2 separate regions of the Homo sapiens genome follow, and region 1 is linked to region 2. Evidence: read pairs that join two places in POLR2A ChIA-PET (ENCODE). Cell type or tissue: endothelial cell of umbilical vein. All regions are shown on one strand.

What was found. Peaks named below come from ENCODE experiments on the same cell type or tissue, not always from the same donor. Only the 100,000 strongest peaks of a DNase experiment are listed, where the experiment ranks them.
Region 1: POLR2A ChIA-PET joins it to region 2 with 7 read pairs; 2 of 35 experiments call an interaction of 5 or more read pairs at or near these places.

The regions. Positions count from the first base shown.
Region 1 is chr13:41,213,285-41,218,284 of GRCh38, reverse strand. It overlaps MTRF1 (mitochondrial translation release factor 1), which reads left to right. Exons shown (of 10, transcript NM_004294.4): 10 at 1,057-1,916. The coding sequence ends at 1,170. All of the region lies in intron 3 of KBTBD6-DT (KBTBD6 divergent transcript), which reads right to left. Among named protein-coding and RNA genes, the nearest start is that of KBTBD7, 21 kb to the right of the region's middle. In endothelial cell of umbilical vein, no CTCF peak of the experiment used is centred here; a DNase peak (open chromatin) is centred at 1,884; H3K27ac peaks cover 209 bases.
Region 2 is chr13:41,267,933-41,272,932 of GRCh38, reverse strand. It overlaps a transcript of MTRF1 not described here. Among named protein-coding and RNA genes, the nearest start is that of MTRF1, 6.9 kb to the right of the region's middle. In endothelial cell of umbilical vein, no CTCF peak of the experiment used is centred here; no DNase peak of the experiment used is centred here.

The DNA of each region.
Region 1 (5,000 bases), 55 kb after region 2:
AAATTAGCTGGGTGTGTAGCATGTGCCTGTAGTCCCAGCTACTCGGGAAGCTAAGGTGGGAGGATTGCTTGAGCCCAGGAGGCAGAGGTTGCAGTGAGCCGAGATCACACCACTATACTCCAGCCTGGGCGACAGAGCAAGAGCCAGTCTCAAAAAAAAAGATTAGTCAATCAGCACAATATAGACTATACCTAGATTCAACAGTTGTTAATATTTTACTGTATTTTCCTTCTCTTTCCCCCCACCATTTCCTCTGTCTCTCTATAAACCTGTGTTGCTCTTGAACCATTTGAAAGCAAATTGCAGACCTCAAAGACACTTCACCCCTAAATATTTCAACAAAAATATTTTTCAGTTACACAGGACTTCTAGATCATCATGTTTTCGGTTTAAAAATAAAAAACTATCATAAACCACTTACAGATGAAATAATCTAAACTTTGAGGATTAGCAGAAGGGTGAGCTTGAATGGTCGGGGGAGGCTTCCTCTCAGTCAGATCCAGAGGAGTTGGCAAGGAGCAGTATGTGCATTAATGCACAAAATGCTTGTGGAACAAATTGCTTGTGGAATTGAGACCTTTCAGTCTTTTTCCTCTGGGAAATAACATAATGTGAGTGAAAAGGGTAGAATTTTCAGGACAAGAATAAAAGCATTTTTTTTTTAGGGTACAATAAGAGAAAATCCAGCAAACCCGTTCTCCTAAAGATGGTTTGAGAGCCTAGAATGGTGTTGTCATAAAAGCCAATCAGTGGAATTTTAAAGGGAGGGAGGTGGTCAGTTTCAAAAGTCCATCTAGATCTCTTTGTTTTGTTGTCTCTGGAGTTGTTAGGAAAATCCAAATCTCAGAAGATTTATTTTAAAATAAAATGCTAACTGAATTCTTCTACAGAGTGGGGATCTTCCCAAGTTAGCGATTGTGTTCATTGTATTACAGAACATTAGTAATCCTTTATTGTTATTAAATAATGACTGCAAAGAAATTAAATAAATAAACACTAAAGTCTTTGCTTATATTTCTAATCATTAGGTTTCATAATAGCTCTCTCTTTTACCAGGAATTTTTATGTGGTGGGAAGGGCCTGGATCAGCTAATTCAGAGACTGCTTCAATCAGCAGATGAAGAAGCCATTGCTGAACTTTTGGATGAACACCTTAAATCAGCAAAATAAATACTAACTTATTATTATTTATGATTATATAAATGAAATGGACCTATATCAAGAGGCAGACTGAAGCTTGGAAATCATTATGAATATTTGTAAATTACAGCTTTAAGAACACATTACACATAAATATATGTTTTGTAATTAATCGAAGTCACATTTCCTGACCTAAGAATTTATTTTAGGTTTCCTGTAAAGTACAATCCAACTCATCAAGTAGAAAATAAGCATGCATCATTGAAAAGAGAAAGTATTGAGAATTGATTGTGTCATTTAGGACAAGTCACTTGTTCTCTTTATATGCCTTTTTTCCCCAGCCATCTATGAATTAATTTAAATATATTTTTAATCTACTACTTCAGGAAAATATGGTAAAATTTAGTAAAATATGAATTTTAGACTTCCTTATAAACCTTTTATTTAAATACAAAGTACCTTGGCCTATAGTGGATGCTTATGCCTGTAATCCCAGTGCTTTGAAGGGCCAAAGGGGGAAGATCTCTTGAGGTAAGAATTTGAGACCAGCCTGGGCAAAATAGACCCCATGTCTACAAAAAAACTCAAAACATAAAGAAAAACCATAATACTGTTAATCATGTTAAAGTTAAGACTTAGACTGCAACTTTTAAATAAAAATTATGAAGAATATGAGTCATTCAATAACAATGAGCATCTGGGTACAGACAGTAAAGCCCTTTGATTGCTGTATGAATTCCACACTATATAAACAATAAGCTGATATTTTAAATAGACTCTTTGTTTGACTTCTATTTCTTTTTTTTTTTTTTTTTTTTTTACTCCTGGCAAGCTGGAGTAAAAAAGTTATTGTTTGCTGGCTTAACTTAATGAGCATCAATAGATGTGTAATATGAGTAATACACTGAGATCAGTTTTGTGCAGCATTATATAAAACCCAGTCCTTACCTTAAAGAGCTTGCAGTTGACTGAAGGATTTAAACATGTAAATCACCAAGTAATACAGAGTGGCATGATGTATTTAGTAATTGTTCCGAAGACGTTTCAAGTTAAAAAGAGAGGAATGGCTGGGCACAATGGCTCATGCCTGTAATCCCAGCACTTTGGGAGGCCGAGGCGGGCAGATCACTGAGGTCAGGAGTTCAAGACCAGCCTGGTCAACATGGTGAAGCCCCATCTCTACGAAAATACAAAAACTAGCCGGGCATGATGGTGGATGCCTGCAATCCCAGCTACTCAGGAGGCTGAAGCAGGAGAATCGCTTGAACCCAGGAGGCGGAGGTTACAGTGAGCTGAAATCGCGCCACTGCCCTCCAGCCTGGGTGACAGACCAAGACTCCATCTCAAAAAATTAAAAAAAAAAAAAAAAAAAGAAAGGATTATTATTTTAGTTACTCCTCAGAGAAGAGTTTATGTGCCAAGAAAGACTAGTTAAGAGTTTTAAGGCCAATGGAATTGTTTGTATGTAAACATTAAAGAGGAATGTTTTCCCTAATTTTTATTTTGAAAATATTCAAGCATAATGAAAAAGTCTAAAATAAATTATTTATTTATTTATTTTTGAGATAGAGTCTCGCTCTGTCACCCAGGCTGGAGGGCAGTGGCGTGATCTCGGCTCACTGCAACCTCTGCCTCCTGGGTTTAAGAAATTCTCTGCCTCAGCCTCCCAAATAGCTGGGATTACAGGTGTGTGCCACCACGCCCAGTTAATTTTCTTGTATTTTTAGTAGAGATGAGGTTTCACCATCTTGGCCAGGCTGGTCTTGAACTCTTGACCTCATGATCCACCCACCTCAGCCTCCCAAAGTGCTGGGATTACAGGTGTGAGCCACTGCGCCCAGCCAAATTATTTTTTTAGAGACAAGGTGTCACTCTTGCCCAGGCTGGAGTGCAGTGGCATGATCATAGCTCACTGTAACCTTGAACTCCTGAGCTCAAGCAATCCTCCCACCTTAGCCTCCCAAGTAGCTGGGACTACAGGCATGCATCACCATACCCAGATAATTTTTTTATTGTTGTAGAGATGGGGTCTTGCTATGTTACGCAGGCTGGTCTTGAACTCCTGGCCTTAAGTGATCATCCTGCCTCAGCCTTTCAAAGTGCTGGGATTACACATGTGAGCCTTTGTGCCCAGCCACAATAATTTTTAAGAAATAGTTCAATCAGGAGAGGTCTGAGCAAGATGGCTGAATGTAGAAACCTTTACCAATTGTCCCCCAATGCAGCAACACTGATTTAACAACTATTTACACATACAAAAAGCACCTTCATGAGAACCAAAAATCAGGTTAGCAATCACAGTACCTGATTTTAACTTCATATCACTGCAAGAAGGTAGGAAAGATAGTTTTGAATTGGTAACGCTGCTCCTTCCCCGTTCCCCTAGCAGCAGCAGGTGCTGTGCCCTTGAGAGAGGGAAAGCACAGCAATTTTGGGACCCTGTGTTGAACTCAGTGCTGCCTGGTCACAGCAGAAAGCAAAACTGAGTTAAACTCAGCAGATGCCCATCCACAGAGGGAGCATCTAGACCAGCCCTAGCCAGAGGGGAATTGCCCATCCCAGCGGTCAGAACCTGAGTTTCAGCAAGCCTCAACACTGTGGGCTAAAGTGTTCTAAGGTCCTAAATAAACTTGAAAGGCAGTCTAGGCCACAAGGACTGTAGTTGCTAGGTAAATCCTTGTTCTGTGCTGAGTGCAGAGCCAGTGGACATGGGACACCAGTTGGGTGGCTAAGGAAGGGCTTGTGCCACCCCTCCCCCAACCCCAGGCAGTGCAGCTCACAGCAATAAAAGTGACTCCCTTCTGCTTGAGGAGAGGAGAGGGAAGAGTAAGGACTTTGTCTTGCATCTTGGATACCAGCTCAACCACAATAGGACAGGGCACCTGACAGAATTGTGAGGCCCCCATCCTAGGCCCTAGCTCCCAGACAACATTTCTAGACACACCCTGGGCCAGAAGGGAACCCTCTGCCTTGAAGGGAAGTACTCAGTCTTGCAGGTTTCATCACCTGCTGACTAAAGAGCCCATGGGCCCTGAGTAACCAACAGCGATGCACAGGCAGTATGCTGTGGACCTTGAGTGAGACTCGGACATGCCAGCCTCAGGTATCAGCTTGGCCATGGTGTAGAGCACCAACGGGCTCTTGGGGTCCCCAGGTCCAGGCTCTTGGATAGCATTTCTGGACCTGCACTGTGCCAGAGGGGATTTCACTACCCTGAGGGGTGAGTTCCAGGCCTGGCAACATTTGTCACAGCTGACTGAAGAGCCCTTGGGCCTTAAGTGAACACTAGTGGTGGTCTGACAGAATTCGCCATGGGTCAGTGGTGGCAGAGGCCATAGGGAGAGGCCCCTCTGCTTGTGGAAAGGGGAGGGAAGAGTGTGAAGGATTTTGTCTTGTGGTTTGGGTGCCAGCCTAGTCACAGTAGAATAAGACACAAGGTAGACTTCTTGTAAGGTTTTTACTGCAATCCCTGGCTCCCAGACAGCATCTCTGGACCTGCCTGGGGCCTGGGAGAACTCACCATCCTGAAGAGACGGACACAAGCTTGGCTGGCTTCACCACCTGCTTATTGTAGAGCCTTACGGCCTGTGCAAACATAGGCAGTAGCCAGGTGGTGGTTACAATGGGCTTTGGGCAAGACCCAGTACTATGCTGGTTTCAGGTCTGCCTCAGGGCAATTACACTGGTGGTGGCCACATGGGTGTTTGCATCACCTCACCCCCAGTTCCAGGCGGCTCAGCACAGAGAGACTCTGTTTGGGAGAAAATAAGGAAGAAAACAAGAGTTTCTGCCTGGTAATCCAGAGAATTCTTCATAATCTTATCCAAGACCACCAAGGTGGGACTTCTATGAGTCTGCAA
Region 2 (5,000 bases):
AGAAAATCCCTGATCTCCCAAAATTTGGTCAAGATCTAAAGTTTATTTTGCTGTGCAACTACCCACCCCCTGCCCCCGCCTGCCTTTTTTTGGCATTTTACTTGCTTCCAACAAAGAAGGCAAAATTTTCTGCTTCCATGACGATGGAAGGTAAGTAAATCCTTTATGTAGTTTGAACTCGCACCCAGCAGGGAAGATGAGTTCAAGTGTTTTTCTTGCTTCTAGGATGGTAGAAGGCAGTCTTTAGCCTGAGACCCATCGCTAGGTAAGTTGCTGAATTGGGATTTTGTCTTGACTGGTTTAACAATAAGCTGGTCTTAATTTCTCCTTACCATTAGAGTGCTCAGTGATGTGATCATATTGTTGGGTTTCGTTGTTGTTGTTACAGTCTTTCTCTCATCAGATTTGACCAACTCTACCTCAGTTGGTCTAATCTGAGTGAGAATTCCAAGATATGGGTAATAAAGCCTCTCTAATTTGGCTAAAATTCCTCACAGCTGCAAAAGAGGAAAAACAAAAACCAAAAAATCATGCACTTGGTTTCTATGTTTGCTTCCCATCTTTAAAACAAACAAACAACAAACAATGTTCTTTCATTTACTTTTCTTCCACCCTATACCTCCTTCCCCTTTGCCATCTGCGGTACCAAAAAATCTAAAGAAGGCTTTTAATGACTTGAATCCCTGTAAAGAATTCAGAACAAAGGCACCACTGACACTTTTTGTGGTGTTCTGTTTTCTTTGTAAAGTTTCAAGAGTCATGAGCAGATTGTTCTTAGGTCTCAAGCTCTGTTTTTCAAGGTCTGTTTTACATGACCTGATCTCTTTGGTTTTGGGGGTACCAGAGATTACTTTGTACTGTGAGAGGATTTGACTGTGGCATGTGTAATGGCAGATGAGAGCTACAAAGTTAGGGGTGGCTGAGCACAGTTTACAGGAAGTGGTCTTGGCTGTGTTTTTTGTTTTTTTCTCCTAGGAAGTTGTTGTTTAAGGATCCTGATTCTAGTTCAGAGCTGCTTTCTAAAGGGTCTTCTCTATTCCTTTTTCTCCTCAAGTTGATCTCAATTCAGCTTGTCTGTGTGCATTTGCATGAGGAAATGAACGGTTGTTTTCACAGGTTAACAGGAGACTGAGTTTTCTCAGTTCCAAAGAAAAAGGGCTTTTGCTCCTCCCAGCAGAATGGCACCCCTGGGTGACCAGGGGCCTTGTGAGAGTGTCTTGTGGGTTGACCCCTGTGATGTGCAGCGGCCCTACTGGAAAATCCCAAACAAAAATTAATTTTTAAACAGGCTCATCCAGGAAATGCACATAAGGGCTGATCACCAGGTGTTTTAAGCCCTCTCGGAGATCTTAGACCTCTGGAGAGAGAAACTAAAACATGAAAGACGATGGAAACGACTCAATGGTGGCACACTGTGTTGTCATGCCCACAAGCAGCACACATCGATCCACTACACAAAAACCCTAGGCCACAGCTCAGTTCCTCCTTTTAAGAAAAAAAGTGGGAAACAAATACTCTAAGAATGAGGAGAAAGCAAGGAGAATGACCCCCTTTTGAGCATTCTGTAGGTTTCATGGCTTCTATACTTGCCAGAGTTTATGTAAAATGGAAGTAGTATGGTCTTTGTGCACATTTACATTAAGGGAAAAGAGCCCTAAGGTCAACCTGCAAACTCTAGAGTTCCTAAGTTCTCTTTTCTATTTTCTTTTCTGCCTGCTTTGAATCTGCTGTTATTTGTCTATTAAAATAAAAACCACTGTTTGGATCCAACAGGTTTTTTGCAAGCCAGTGAATTTGTATTTATCTCATATCTAAAGCTTTGAAGTAAAAGCTATATGGGGTGTGTGTGTGTGTGTGTGTGTGTGTGTGTGTGTGTGTATTTAAAAGGCCTTTGGGCTGGCAGCAGTGGCTCACACCTAGAATCCCAGCACTTTGGGAGGCCAAAGCGGGTGGATGACCTGAGGTCAGGAGTTCGAGACCAGCCTGGCCGACATGGTGAAACCCCATCTCTACTAAAAATCCAAAAAATTAGCCGGGCATGGTGGCGCATGCCTGTAATCCCAGCTACTTGAGAGGCTGAGGCAGAATAGCTTGAACCAGGGAGGCAGAGGTTACAGTGAGCTGAGATCACACCATTGCACTCCAACCTGGGCAACGAGAGTGAAATTTCGTCTCAAAAAAAAATTAAATTAAAAAATAAAAAATAATAAAAAGCCTTTATAATTTATATAGTTTTATGTTTAATTAGCAATTACATTCATTTTAATTTTTCTCTAGCATGTCAGACTTTTTCTCTCTGTACCTTATCATGTAAATTTTGCTGTTTGATTTTCACCTAAGTTGTTTCCTTCAATATGCAAATTTAAAGCTATTTAGCTAACAACTGCCTAGGGTAGTGAGACAGGTTATCAAGAATTTGAAAGTATAAGAGAAAAAAAGCTGTTCATGAATCTGTAAGATGTACTTCTATCAGCATCCCTAATATGTCTATGTATTTATGTGTTATGTACACAATGTTTCACTACTGAAAATGTCTAAAAGAGCTCTAATTAATTAACTGAAGAAAATAAAAATATGTGAATCAAATATTTTAATCAGGAAAAAAGACTAGTTAAATGCTTTTTCAAGTTTACATAACTTAAGTAAAATCTTTAATAAATAAGCTAGTTTTAAAATTATTGGTAATGTTAGAAATGTCATAAAAATTGCCAACATAAATTTTTGTTTGCATTTATTAATCAAGAAATTTCATAATTATCCTAACCAAATACTATAAAGTTTCAAAATTTTGCATAGGGGTTACAAAACTATAAACCCAGCCCAAGATAGAATAAACTTTGCTTATGTAATTTTTAATAAACAAGACATTGATATTGGTTTAATGGAAATAGCTACATCTTAAATTTAGTAAGATTACTATAATTTCTAATCTTGTGGCTTTAGGCAGTCTAGTCCACAGGCAGTAAAGTTTGTTTTGGGAAAGGACTGTTATCTTTGTTTCAAAGCTAAACTATAAACTAAGTTCCTCCCAAAGTTAGTTTGGCCTACGCTCAGGAATGAACAAGGACAGCCTGGAGGTTAGAAGCAAGATGGAGTCAGTTAGGTCAGATCTTTTTCACTGTCCCAGTTATAATTTTGCAATGGCAGTTTCATAACTTTAAATCATGACTATCATAGTTTTCATAACTAAAATAGGTAAATGATTAAAATAAAATAATTAGGTAAATGTAATGGGATAAATGTAGAAAAACTCATAATTTAGAATATAAAATTATATTAAATTAAATAATAGATATTTTGTTATTTGGGTATTTTCTAACAAAAATATATTGTAGGAAAACATTCTAATAATAAAGTGTGTCCTTTTTAAAAAAGTGAACAATTTTTGTCTAATTGAAAGCTTATTTAAAGGTTTTGTACAAAATAAGGTAAAAGGGCTGGGCGTGGTTGCTCATTCCTGTAATCCCAGTACTTTGGGAAGCCAAGGCAGGCAGATCACATGGTCAGGAATTCAAGACCAGCCTGGCCAACATGGTGAAACCCTGTCTCTACTAAAAATACAAAAATTACCTGGGTGTGGTGGCGCACACCTGTAATCCCAGCTACTTGGGAAGCTGAGGCAGGAAAATTGCTTGAACTCGAGAGGCAGAGGTTGCAGTGAGCCGAGATCAAGCCATTGCACTCCAGTCTAGGTGAAAAGAGTAAAACTCCATCTCAAAAAAAAAAAAAAAAACCAAAAAAAAAAAACAAGGTAAAAGGAACCAGGAAATAAGAGAGATGTAAAGGAAGTTATAAAAATAAAGAGGTTTTGTTTTTGGTAAGAAAGCTTAAAGAGAAATAATTTTATATAAGAAACAATCTTGTATGGTAAATTTAGTTCTAGACTAAAATGACTGGTTTTAAAAAAAAAAAAAAAGGGATGGTCACGTCAAACCAGAAAGTCCAAGCATGTCATGAATGGTCTGTGTAAGTCACAAGAATAGGATTTATAAGAAAAAAACTGAAAACTTTTATATGATCAAGTTATCTAAAATTAATGAGAAATTATAATGGTCTCTCCAGGGATTGGGCTTGATGTAAAAAAAGAAAACACTTATACACTAAATAATTAGAACAATAATATTAATTTTCTTAAGGGATTGATTTACTCAATAAATTACAGGAGATTATAGTTTTCTTAACAGAAAGTTCAACTTTTATTGCATCTTGTTTTTGGTTTTCTCTCCCCTTTTAAAGGACGTGAAATAGGAACACTCTTCTTCAATTCATTTTCAGCTCATATAAGTTTTGTTTCCCCTTGAGTTCTGTTTGTTGTAGCCTGATGCTAAAATGTTTTCTTAAAGGTCTAAAGGAAATGTTTTCTTTTTCTTTTCTTTCATTTTTTTTTGAGACAGAGTCTTGCTCTGTCACCCAGGCTAGAGTGCAGTGACGTGATCTCAGCTTGCTGCAATCTTCACCTCCCAGGTTCAAGTAATTCTCCTTCCTCAGCCTCCCGAGAATGACTTACGATGATCTGTGATATCAAATGTTTTTAAACCTTCGATATTTGACAAACTTTCTAAAATCAAATTATAAATTAAGTCTTTTTTTGATCTAATTAATCCTTTAAGATATTGGTTTCCCTAAAGTCCAAAAATGACATAATTTGGCTTATTTGGTATAAAAATTACACAGGAAGCATTGTCAAATATGAAATGGTGTGTGGTTACTCCCATACCATTACTATCTGCCTAAGTGATTTCTTCTTAATTCCTGAATCAATAGCATTTCTGATGTTAGAATTATAAGGCTTTTGTTTAAGGATTAATTTACATCCCCATTGCTCTTATAGATAGGATCTCTGATGTTAGAATAATAAGAAATTTGTTTAAGAATTGCTTAATATGGTTTTCAGAGCCTGAATTTCAGTGGAATAGCTGATGCCAACCGGTTTGAAGATGCTGGGCAACATGATGAAACCCCTTCTTTACAAAAATACAAATAATAATAATAAGATTAAA